2 separate regions of the Homo sapiens genome follow, and region 1 is linked to region 2. Evidence: chromatin contacts called from ENCODE Hi-C or POLR2A ChIA-PET data. All regions are on one chromosome and are shown on one strand. Each heading gives the region's core, a stretch centred on a gene start or an enhancer-like site at or near the end of the contact. The rest is flanking DNA. Distances are from core to core; before and after follow the strand shown.

What was found. A loop is a pair of places that touch in the nucleus more often than their neighbours do. ChIA-PET counts read pairs that join two places held with the same protein, here RNA polymerase II (POLR2A). Pooled maps may share reads with other maps.
Region 1: a map of GM12878 shows a loop between it and region 2 (2.5-fold over the local background). The contact joins two enhancer-like sites. A Hi-C loop is called at or near these places in 4 of 168 maps with a recorded cell type or tissue (A673, GM12878, HepG2 and 1 more), 18 of 37 single-sample maps with no recorded cell type and 10 of 50 pooled maps. POLR2A ChIA-PET finds 5 or more read pairs at or near these places in 1 of 52 experiments (activated T-cell).

Annotation. Positions count from the first base shown.
Region 1 is chr6:129,878,756-129,884,639 of GRCh38, reverse strand. The region is part of intron 3 of LOC105377999 (a long non-coding RNA gene); the gene reads right to left. Among named protein-coding and RNA genes, the nearest start is that of TMEM244, 20 kb to the right of the region's middle. RefSeq lists enhancers at 1,813-1,862, 1,913-2,142. Within about 2 kb of position 1,964, at least 2 of the 41 ENCODE cell types and tissues checked have a DNase peak (open chromatin) inside an H3K27ac peak, as active enhancers do; they include GM12878, where a contact is called at or near this core.
Region 2 is chr6:129,489,099-129,494,467 of GRCh38, reverse strand. It overlaps LAMA2 (laminin subunit alpha 2), which reads right to left. Exons shown (of 65, transcript NM_000426.4): 57 at 2,391-2,567; 58 at 1,985-2,153. LOC102723409 (a long non-coding RNA gene) reads left to right here. Exons shown (of 8, transcript XR_001743860.2): 8 at 176-1,986. Among named protein-coding and RNA genes, the nearest start is that of ARHGAP18, 220 kb to the left of the region's middle. RefSeq lists an enhancer at 2,697-3,896. Within about 2 kb of position 3,812, at least 21 of the 41 ENCODE cell types and tissues checked have a DNase peak (open chromatin) inside an H3K27ac peak, as active enhancers do; they include GM12878, where a contact is called at or near this core.

The DNA of each region.
Region 1 (5,884 bases), core at 715-3,214, 390 kb before region 2:
TTATAACCTGTGCGGTGCCATATCTGCATTTATGTTGAAATCTTATTTAATTTTACCTTTGTCATATGGGAACTGAAGTAATTTAAGATGTGATATTAAATTTTGGATACTAATAAAAAAATTTTTTTACATTAATAAAAATTCTTTTTATACTAAAGGCTTGCTTAGTATTCCAGTTGCCCTCTGGAAACAGCTGAAGGACCTCCTTAGGGTGAATCATGTTGCACTGAGGATTTTCTGCTTTTCTGATAATTAACCTCCCTTGGCAGACCAAGAGAGAGCCACACAATGCCAAATTTCAACACTGTCTTTGGTCGTATAGTCAAAATTTTTATTTAACAGAATGACTGATGTGATTCAAAATAATTTTTTAAAAAGCTAATGTACAAATTTTAGGATCTCATAAAACTTGAAGCATATGTTGAAAGCCAATCGAATATAATCATAACAATATTAGCAACTCTTTCAGTGTTTTTCTGAAAGCAGGTTTGAAACAGGAAGATAAAGATAAAATGAAGGCCTTTCTAAGTATAAAAAACTTATTTAGAAAATGAAGCAAATTTCATCATGAGAATAAGTCATTGCTGCCAGTGAAGATACTGAGCTAAATAGTGCTCAAATAGATTCAATAAAAACATTAATCCCAAGGTTTCCTAGATTAGATGAATTGAAGGATCTCATGTAATACATTTCTATTGCACTTATAAGGAGTGTTATACTATTGGCAGCTAAGATTTAGTGGGTACCTACCATATGTCAGGCAAAAACTGTATTACTGAGTTCTCATATGAACTCTCAGAGGTAGTTGCTATAATTATTCATGTTTTGAAGATGAAGGGACTGATACATACAGATAAGTTAAGCAAATCTCCCAAAGTTATGTGATTATTAAGTGGTAAGTAGCTGGGATTTGAATCTATAATCAGGCTCCAGAGTCAAATATCTTAACCACCACATCAACTCAACTGGGTCATATCTATATTTTAATAGTAGGATTTGCTTATCATCAAGATAAGTCATTATATGACAAATGAAGTAACTGCAGATCAGAAAGTTTAAAGAAATGATCCCAAGTCATTCAGTTAGTAGGAAAGCCAAGAATGAATCCTGGTTTCCCTGTCCAATGTGCCCCTCCAAACTGCTGCCTCCCAGTTATATAATATGTTAAGAAAACCAGAAAGCAAATTTAGAAATAGAGTCTGTGGCAAAATGACCACAGAATAATGAAACATGACCAAAGCGATTTAATCATTTCGATTTACATAGCCTGTCTAGGTGCCCCCTCCCAACTCCCACTCAAAGTTTTCTATTCATCATGGCATTTTAAGAAGCCTCAATAAATTGATCTGACTGAATTTCTTAGACATATATAATTCAGCCAGTGTCCTGAGTTATGGCCATGAAGATGACACAGTTTTAGCTCATTTGTAAATGATGTTATTTAAAGCATGTTATTGTTTGGATTGTAGATTAAGAAGGTAGGAGCTTTCTGAGCTATTCATCTGACATCTTTTATTAATTTTAAATTAACCTAGAAATTAAACTGAATTACTTTTTGAGGATGAAAAATTGGTTTGGTAATTATTAGCTTGCATTTTATTCTTAGGTCATGCCTTGAGTTGCTTATATAACCTTCAGAAAGTCAATAAATCTCTCCAGTGATCCACGGAGGGGAAGGAAGAGTAGTGTGGTTAGGTGGCCCGCCTGAGAGCCACAGTGGGGCAGGGGAGCCCCCACACCCCAGCCAAGGGAGGCTGTTGGTGCCCCTCGAGGTCAGAGATCCCAGAAGAAAAAGCAGGCACCCATCTTTGCCGCTCTCCAGCCTCCTTGAGTGACATATCCAGGCACCAGAGTGAACCAGATGAATAGGGCCTGAAGTGAACCCCCAGCAAACCGCAGCAGCCCTACAGAAGAGGAACTGAACGTTGAAGGAAAAACAAACAGAAAGCAACAACAACGGCAACATCAACAACAAAAAGTCCCCACAAAAACCCCATCCAAAGATCAGCAGCTTCAAAGATTGAAACTAGACAAAATCAAGAAGATTAGAAAGAATCAACAAAAAAACACTGAAAACCCAAAAGGTCAGAGTGCCTCTTCTCCTACAAATGATCACGATGACTCTCCAGCAACGGTGCAGAACTGGCCAGAGGATGAGATGGACGAATTGACAGAAGTAGACTTCAGAAGATGGGTAATAAAAAACTCCACTGAGCAAAAGGAGCATATTCTAACCCAATGCAAAGAAGTTAAGAACCTTGATAAAACATTAGAGTAGCTGCTAACTAGAATAACCAGTTTAGAGAGGAATATGAATGACCTGATGGAGCTGAAAAACACAGCATGAGAACTTCATGAAGCATACACAAGTATCAATAGCCAAATCGACCAAGTGGAAGAAAAGATATCAAAGTTTGAAGACCATCTTGCTGAAATAAGGCATGCAGACAAGATTAGAGAAAAAATAATGAAAAGGAATGAACAAAGCCTCCGAGAAATATGGGACTATGTAAAAAGACTGAACCTACAATTGACTGGAGTACCTGAAGGACACTGGGAGAATGGAAAAAGGCTGGAAAACACACTTCAGGACATTATCCAGGAGAAATTCCCCAACCTAGCAAACAGGCCAATGTGCAAATTCAGGAAATACAGAGAACACCTCTAAGATACTCCCAGAGAAGATTAACCACAAGACACATAATCATCAGATTCTCCAAGGTCAAAATGAAGGGAAAAAATGTTAAAGGCTGCCAGAGAGAAAGGCCAGGTCACCTACAAAGGGAAGCCCATCAGACTAACAGCGGACTTTGCAGCAGAAACTCTACAAACCAGAAGAGATTGAGGGCCAATATTCAACATTCTTAAAGAAAAGAATTTTCAACCCAGAATTCCATATCCAGTCAAAACTAAGCTTCATAAGTGAAGGAGAAATAAAATCCTTTCCAGGAAAGCAAATGCTGAGGGATTTTCTCACCGTCAGGCCTGCCTTGCAAGAGCAAACTGGAAAGGAAAAACTGGTACCTGTCACTGCAAAACAACCCAAAATATAAAGTCCAATGACACCATAAAGAAACTGCATCAACTAATGTGCAAAATAACCAGATAGCATCATGATGACAAGCAAGCTGGATAAAGAGTCAAGACCCATCAGTGGGCTGTATTCAGGAGACCCATTTCATGTAGAAAGACACACATAGGCTCAAAATAAAGGCATGGAGGAAAACTTACCAAGCAAATGGAAAGCAAAAAAAAAAAAAAAAAAAAAAAAAAAAAAGCAGGGGTTGCAATCCTACTTTCTGACAAAACAGACTTTAAACCAACAAAGATCAAAAAAGACAAAAAAGGGCATTACATAATGGTGAAAGGATCAATTCAACTAGAAGAGCTAACTATCCTAAATATATATGCACCTGATACAGGAGCACCCTGATTCATAAAACAAGCTCTTAGAGACCTACAAAGAGACTTAGACTCCCACACAATAACAGTGGTAGACTTTAACACCCCACTGTCAATATCAGACAGATCAACAAGACAGTAAATTAACAAGGATATTCAGGACTTGAACTCAGCTCTGGATCAAGTGGACCTAATAGACATCTACAGAACTCTTCACCCCAAATCAACAGAATATACATTCTTCTCAGTGCCACGTGGCACTTATTCTAAAAACAATCACATATTTGGAAGTAAACCACTCCTCAGCAAATGCAAAAGAACTGAAATCATAACAAACAGTCTCTCAGACTACACTGCAATCAAATCAGAACTCAGGATTAAGAAACTCACTCAAAACCACACAATTACATGGAAATTGAACAACCTGCTCCTGAATGACTCCTGGGTAAATAATGAAATTAAGGCAGAAACCAGGAAATTCTTTGAATCCAATGAGAACAAAGAGACAATGTACCAGAATCTGTGGGACACAGCTAAAGCAGTGTTAAGAGGGAAGTTTATAGCATGAAATGCCCACATCAGAAAGTAGGAAAGATCTAAAATCGACAACCTAACATCACAATTAAAAGAGCTATAGAAGCAAAAGCAAACTAATCCAGAGGCTAGCAGAAGAAAAGAAATGATTAAGATGAGAGCAGACTTGAAGGAGATAGAGATACGAAAAACCCTTCAAAAAAATAAATGAATCCAGGAGCTGGTTTTTCAAAAAAAATTAACAAAATAGATAGACTGCTAGCTACACTAATTAAGAAGAAAAGAGAGAAGAATCAAATAGACACAATAAAAAATGATAAAGGGAATATCATCGCTGACCCCGTAGAAATACAAAATACCACCAGAGAATACTATAAACACCTCTACACAAATAAACTAGAAAATCTAGAAGAAATGGATAAATTCCTGGACACATACACCCTCCCAAGACTAAACCAGGAAGAAGTCAAATCCCTGAACAGACCAATAACAAGTTCTGAAATTGAGGCAATAATTAATAGCCTATCAACCAAAAAAGGCCCAGGACCAGACAGATTCACAGCCAAGTTCTACCAAACCTACAAAGAGGAGCTGGTACCATTCCATCTGAAGCTATTCTAAACAACTGAAAAGGAGGGATTTCTCCCTAACTGGTTTTATGAAGCCAGCATCATCCTGATACCAAAACCTGGCAGTGGCACAACAAAAAAAGAAAACTTCAGGCCAATATCCCTGATGAACATCAATGCAAAAATCCTCAATAAAATACTGGCAAACTGAATCCATCAGCCCATCAAAAAATAGCCACCATATGGATCACCTGAGGTCAGGAGTTCAAGAGCAGCCTGACCAACATGGTGAAACCCTGTTTCTACTAATTATACAAAAATTAGCTGGGTGAGGTGGCGAATGCCTGTAATCCCAGCTACTCAGGAGGTCAAGGCAGGAGAATTGCTTGAACCCGGGAGGCAGAGGTTACAGTGAGCCGAGATTGTGCCATTGCACTCCAGACTGGGCAACAAGAGTGAAATGCAGTCTCAAAAAAAAAAAAAAAAAAAAAAAACAAAAACACCAACTTAGCTACCATGATCAAGTCAGCTTCATCCCTGGGATGCAAAGCTGGTTCAACATATGCAAATCAATAAACATAATCCATCACAAAAACAGAGCCAAAGACAAAAATCACATGATTATCTCAATTGATGCAAAAAAGCCTTTGACAAAATTCAATATTCCTTAATGTTAAAAACTCTCAATAACCTAGGTATTGATAGAACATGATAAGAACTATTTATGACAAACCCACACTCAATATCATATTAAATGGGCAAAAGCTGGAAGCATTCCCTTTGAAAACCAGTATAAGACCAAGAGGCCCTCTCTCACCACTCCTGGTCAACATAGTATTGGAAGTTCTGGCCAGTGCAATCAGGCAAGAGAAAGAAATAAAGGATATTCAAATAGGAAGAGAGGAAGTCAAATTTTTTCTGTTTGCATAATTCTATATTTAGAAAATCCCATCATCTCAGCCCAAAAACTCCTTAACCTGATAACCAACTTCAGCAAAATCTCAGGATACAAAATCAATGTGCAAAAATCACCAGCATTCCTCTACACCAACAACAGACAAGCAGAGAGCCAAATCATGAGTGAACTCCCATTCACAATTGCTACAAAGAGAATAAAATACTGAGGAATACAGCAACAAGGGATATGAAGGACCTCTTCAAGGAGAACTACAAACCACTGCTCAAGAAAATAAGAGAGGACACAAACAAATGGAAAAACATTCCATGCTCATGGATAGGAAGAATCAATATCTTGAAGATGGCCATACTGCCCAGAGTAATTTATAGATCCAATGCTATTCCCATCAAACTATGATTGACATCTCACAGAATTAGAATAAACTACTTTAAATTTTATATGGACTCAAAGTAGACCCCGT
Region 2 (5,369 bases), core at 2,563-5,062:
CCAGTTTTCAGATAACTTCCGCATACATTATCCCATTTGATTTTTCATAACTCTATGTTGTAGGCAAGATAGATGAAATATCTCTATTTTACAAAGGATGAAAGGATGCTTGGAGTAAATAACCAGTTTTCTTGAATGATGGTTATCTGGCCTCTCATTGAATAACTATTTCTAGTGCAAGGAGCACATTGCTCAACCAATTCCATCGTGGACACTAAGGAAGAGAATGAGATATTCAAGAGTTTTCAAGATCTGCACTCAAGACAACATTGCCCACCCATTACTGGTATGGAATATAACCACAACACATGAGCTGTAAAGAGTGTAGTGACTGTGACCATCTTTGTTGTATTGGTGATAAGAATGTAAATTGGCATAGCCTGTGGAAGAAACAATTCAGGTATGTGTATTGAAAACCTTAGACATATTCATCTTTTGGCCTTATAATTTCCTAACTACTTATCTATTTTAAGAATAACTGGAAATAATGAAAAAGCTTGATGCATAGAGGAGCTCATCAGAGTATAGTTTCTAATAGTGAAAAACTGGAAACACTCTCAATAGCCTACCATGGTCTATTAAAAGTAGAATAAATTGGAAAGGCAGAGTGTTCCAGAGATAAGGAGTCAGACTTTGGAGTCTGACTCGCTAGAATAAAATTCTTACTCTGCCTTTTACTAGTGGTGTGAGTGGGTTGGTTGCTTAAGATAGCTAATTCTTATTAACTCGACTAAAAGTAGAAAGACTATATTTTACAGAGCCGTTATGAGAATTACATATAATATTGAATGAAAATTGTTTAGCCCTGGGCTGGTGAAAGTACTCATTATTATCATTACTACATAGTACTTATGCCATTTATTAAACGTTCAGTATATGTGAGTCATTGAACAAACATTATCTTTTAAAACTCTGATACAAAGTCTTTGATGTCTGTGCTGTTAATATCCTCATTTGACAGATGAGGAAACAGAAATAGTCTATGGCCAAATCACCCTGAAAGCATCCGATCTTTTCTGATCTCAAAAGCTAAGCAGGGTTGGGCCCGGTTAGTACTTGGATGGGAAACTGAGAAATAGATTGGACAGGTAGCTTTCCCAAATTCACACAGATGGTCGGTTACAGTGCTGGGATTTGAATACCAGCAGTCTGACTTGAGCCCATGCTCTAATCAAGGCTATATGACCTCCAATACTATAAAATAGTTGTGTGTCTCTGTGTGTATATATACTTAACATAAAATCATATTAGACATACACATTTATATGATGTTTAGATACAGTTTTTATTTATTTATTTATTTTTATTTTTTGGAGATGGAGTCTCGCTCTGTTGCCCAGGCTGGAGTACAGTGGCGTGATCTCGGCTCACTGCAACCTCCGCCTCCTGGGTTCAAGCGATTCTCCTGCCTCAGCCTACTGAGTAGCTGGGACTACAGGTGCACACCGCCATGCCAGGCTATTTTTTTGTATTTTAGAAGAGACGGGGTTTCACCGTGGTTGCCCAGGCTGGTCTCGAACTCCTGAGCTCAGGCAATCTGCCTGCCTTGGCCTCCCAAAGTGCTAGGATTACAGGCGTGAGCCACCGCGCCTGGCCTAGAAACAGTTTTAGTGGTGTATTACTAGTTTCTAAAAACAGGACACCAAATTGTATACAAGGTAGGACATCTACTATGCAGATAAAAGGGCCTGGAAACCAACATGGTTGCCTCTGTCATGGTATTATAAGTGTCTTTTATTCATGATTCTGGATATTTCTGTGTTTTCCAACATTTCAACTGAAAATGTACTGTTTTGTAAACAAAATTGAAGATGGAAATATAGGTAAGTCATTCAATGAAGATGTAAGAATAGGTTTAGATAGGTTATATTTCTTTCAATTCTAATATCAGAGTGTACTAGATATCCTGAATAATCTTCCTTCTGAAATGACTCAGAATACTGGGTAAAAATTAGAAAGCAATGGGGATAATATAAACACTTACATGTGTCAGAACTGGGGTGGGCGTAGGAAAGGCTGGGGTGGGAACTGGCTCAGGCTGGATAACTATTTCAGCTGGAGCTGCTCCATCTTCATCTTCACGGAGTTTCTGATGGGCACAGCGACCAATGTCAGCATTTTTGAAGGACACAGGCCTTGCAAAGTCCATGGGGCTAATAGAATGTAATAAATAAGATTTTTTTATTTTCGTTTTTTTGCTTCCTTACAATTAAGCCCAATCCCCGCATGCCTTTTTAAGTCCATTAGTGTGCTTTTCTCAGTCTAAGTTGAAGATCCTCATTGTTTCCCTCCTCCCCTGCATAGCTGTAGACAATGTAGATGCATTGGGACCCCTAATAGCAAGAAATAAAAATAAAAAATTAGTAGTAGTAATGAGGAGATCCACTTACACAGAGTTAATAACAAGATTCCATATGCAGCCTTCAAAAGGAGGAATATTTCTGAGTGGGGAAGGTTGAAATTCAGGTGGAGCACCCCCAACGAAAAGCTTTTTAACTTCGATAGGCTGTTCAACTGTCAGGTTTTGCATGTATCTTCTGTTTTCATCCACTTGAACTGTAAAGATGCTGATAAAATATTAAAAATAAACAAGTATAAGTCACATCTGATTCAATACAGTTGGAAATCAAATTCTTTCCTGCCACCCTTCACCCCTCTCAACCATAGCTTTTAAGGGAGCCAAAATTGGATGCTTAGGAATTCTACACTAAGCAAACGCTGTTCTCAGGATCTCGTTCCATGACTCCCTCGTTCACTCTTCCTGAAAGTTTACTGAAACCAGGTCATGGCGCACTGCAACATTAGCCTCTTGTAGAGCTGACAACAGCGCTGTGCAGCCCAACACATGAGCCTGTGAGAACTGAGGCTTCTGCAGTGTGCAGTAATGTCTAACCGTATAAGGGTTGGCAGGTTTAGCAAAGCATGGGGTCTTCCTTGGGTTGTGCTGGCTATTATCTTCTTGCTAGGGAACAAACCATGCTCCTGAGAGCTTAGATTGCAGGAATCAACAGCAAACACTTAAAGCACCTTTTATAAAGAATGTAGCTGATGGCTTTTGAATAGAAGAGGCAGGCAAGGACACCCTGCTAATTGTTCCTTGCAATGATTTTCCTTAGTGGCTGTTTCATTAATTTTCCTAATTTGCTTATGAGAGAGAACTCACACACTGCTAATTGAGAACCTCATGCTACTTATTTACAACAATCCTTGGATCCCTGGGCCAAGAATCAGAAGGAGACAAAGAGTTCTGATGAAAATGACCAAAGGCATTTTCTCTTTTGTTCCGGAAGCAAGTTTTGAGTTTCGGTCTTAACAGTCATCATGGTGCTATTAGTCATAAGCATTAGTCACTAGCCTGGGGATCATGAATGGATTACTGAAAACTTACTTCATATCTGGAGAGAAAACCGGAGTACTTGGATGGAAACCTCAGTCCTAAAGTACCCTCTTACTTGACTTTATAAAGAAGTAAAACCACATGTAGAACTGGAAAAAACAATAAGCCAGGGTAAAGATGCTCTGAATTGGCACTTTACAAGTAAGATAATTCAAAAGTAAGAGAAAGGGACAAAAAATGGATTTCGCTGTGGCTCAAAAACGTCACTGTTAAGGGGGTGAAGAAGGGACCGGTAAAATTTAGTTTCAAAGAGAAAATAGGGGGAAATGACATACTTTTGAGGTTTCTTTCTTTACCAAACTATGGAAAAATGTGTTGGCAAAACCCAGGAGGTTCAGCTTCCTTGCTAAGAGTGTCGGTGGTTTCCTGAGACGAGAATTTCAGAAAACCACTCACTTCCGGGTATGTGTGACTCACTGAGAAGCCCCTCCCCTACACTCTTTTTCCCCTTTAGCTGAAAGCAGCCTCTTCTTAGCAACATGATATCACAGGGCTTCTAAGGTTTTAATGAAGGATATAAGCCTCTGTTAAAGATTGTCCAAGGAGAGTAAATCTCTGTTCTTGATTAGAATTTTAAAAAGCTAGAGGCCTTCCTCTTTCTGGTGTAGCCTCTCTCTGTAGTGTGGTTCTGCCACAAGGACCATCATAGTGACCCTTATTTTTTTTAAACCAATTCACAGGGTGGTGATGGAGAATGAGTGTGGGCTTTCAGGAGGAACATACTGGAATTAAGTACTAGTGTGGAAGCTTACTAGCTGTGTGACCTTGGGCAAGTTATTTAATCATGCTCAGGTCCATTTCATTCATTTATAAGATGGAGATAAAAATACCTACTTCAAACAGCGGAAAATATTAATTAAGGGATTGCCCTGAGGCTGTATTACTTAAAAAGGGCATTGCTAGAAAACTACAGCTAAATCCTGCTCCTATTTTACCTTTTAGGAACATCAAATCTAGATCATTTCTTTAGTTTTTATTGAGAAGGACATTGCCAATATGTCCATTATGATTCTGGTGTGTTTTCCATTTTTAAAAAGTATTTATTTAACAGCTTTTTACTGAGGCCTGCTATGTGCAAAAAGGTACATTAAACTTTGTATTACTTTAGTATTGTAATAGGTCAGCTTTATTTTTTTTTTTTACAGTTTCAGTGGCTGATTCTTAGAGTTTCATAATTACTTGATTACTTATACCCTATTTCTTATTTGTTTGGAATGTGGGTTTAAGATTTTTTTTAAAACCATATCAGTTGGATTGCATACGTGGAAGAAGATATTAAGAGAAATGTGTCCTAATGTTTGTAATTTACATAATAAATAGAATCTAATCTTTTTTCTGTTTGAACATACTTTGGATGTTAAGAAAGAAAATATTTAGGGTTCAGTGTTAAAATCTTTATCTCATTCTGGAAACCCCAAATGACTCCTAAAATATCTCACCCTACTTCCTGACCTTTAGCCTATTTCTGTACCTGTGTGAAGAAAGCTTTCCCAGAAGAAAAACTCAGTTCAGTTGCTTGTCCTATTTGCTTAAGTAACTACTTCAGGCTCTTAGGGTTTGATGTTTTTGTCCAGTAAGAACTGCTGGCCACCAAGGCGGATGCCAGGAGAAGGATCAGAGGACAAAGCAGATATAGGAGGCAGAGGTCACTGGAGTGCCAAGAAATTAGATACCAAAGTGACTAAAGGGAGATTTTTCCAGATGAAGGGGTGGAAGGGAGAGAGAATGAGGGAGGAGGAGTAAAGAGAGGCAGAGGACAAGGGAGAAGGAGCTTCTTGAGAAGCTTGGCCCCCAGTTTGGTGAAAATCCAATTATTTTGTGAGGCGGTATTAAAGCTATCATTTTGTCCAGGATTTTAGGAAAAGAAATGATGACTGACATGCATAGTCTGAAAATCTGAAAAGTGTTGGGATAATGCAAATATCTCCAAATTAATAATCATACATCATAATCAACATTTAGTAATATAAAC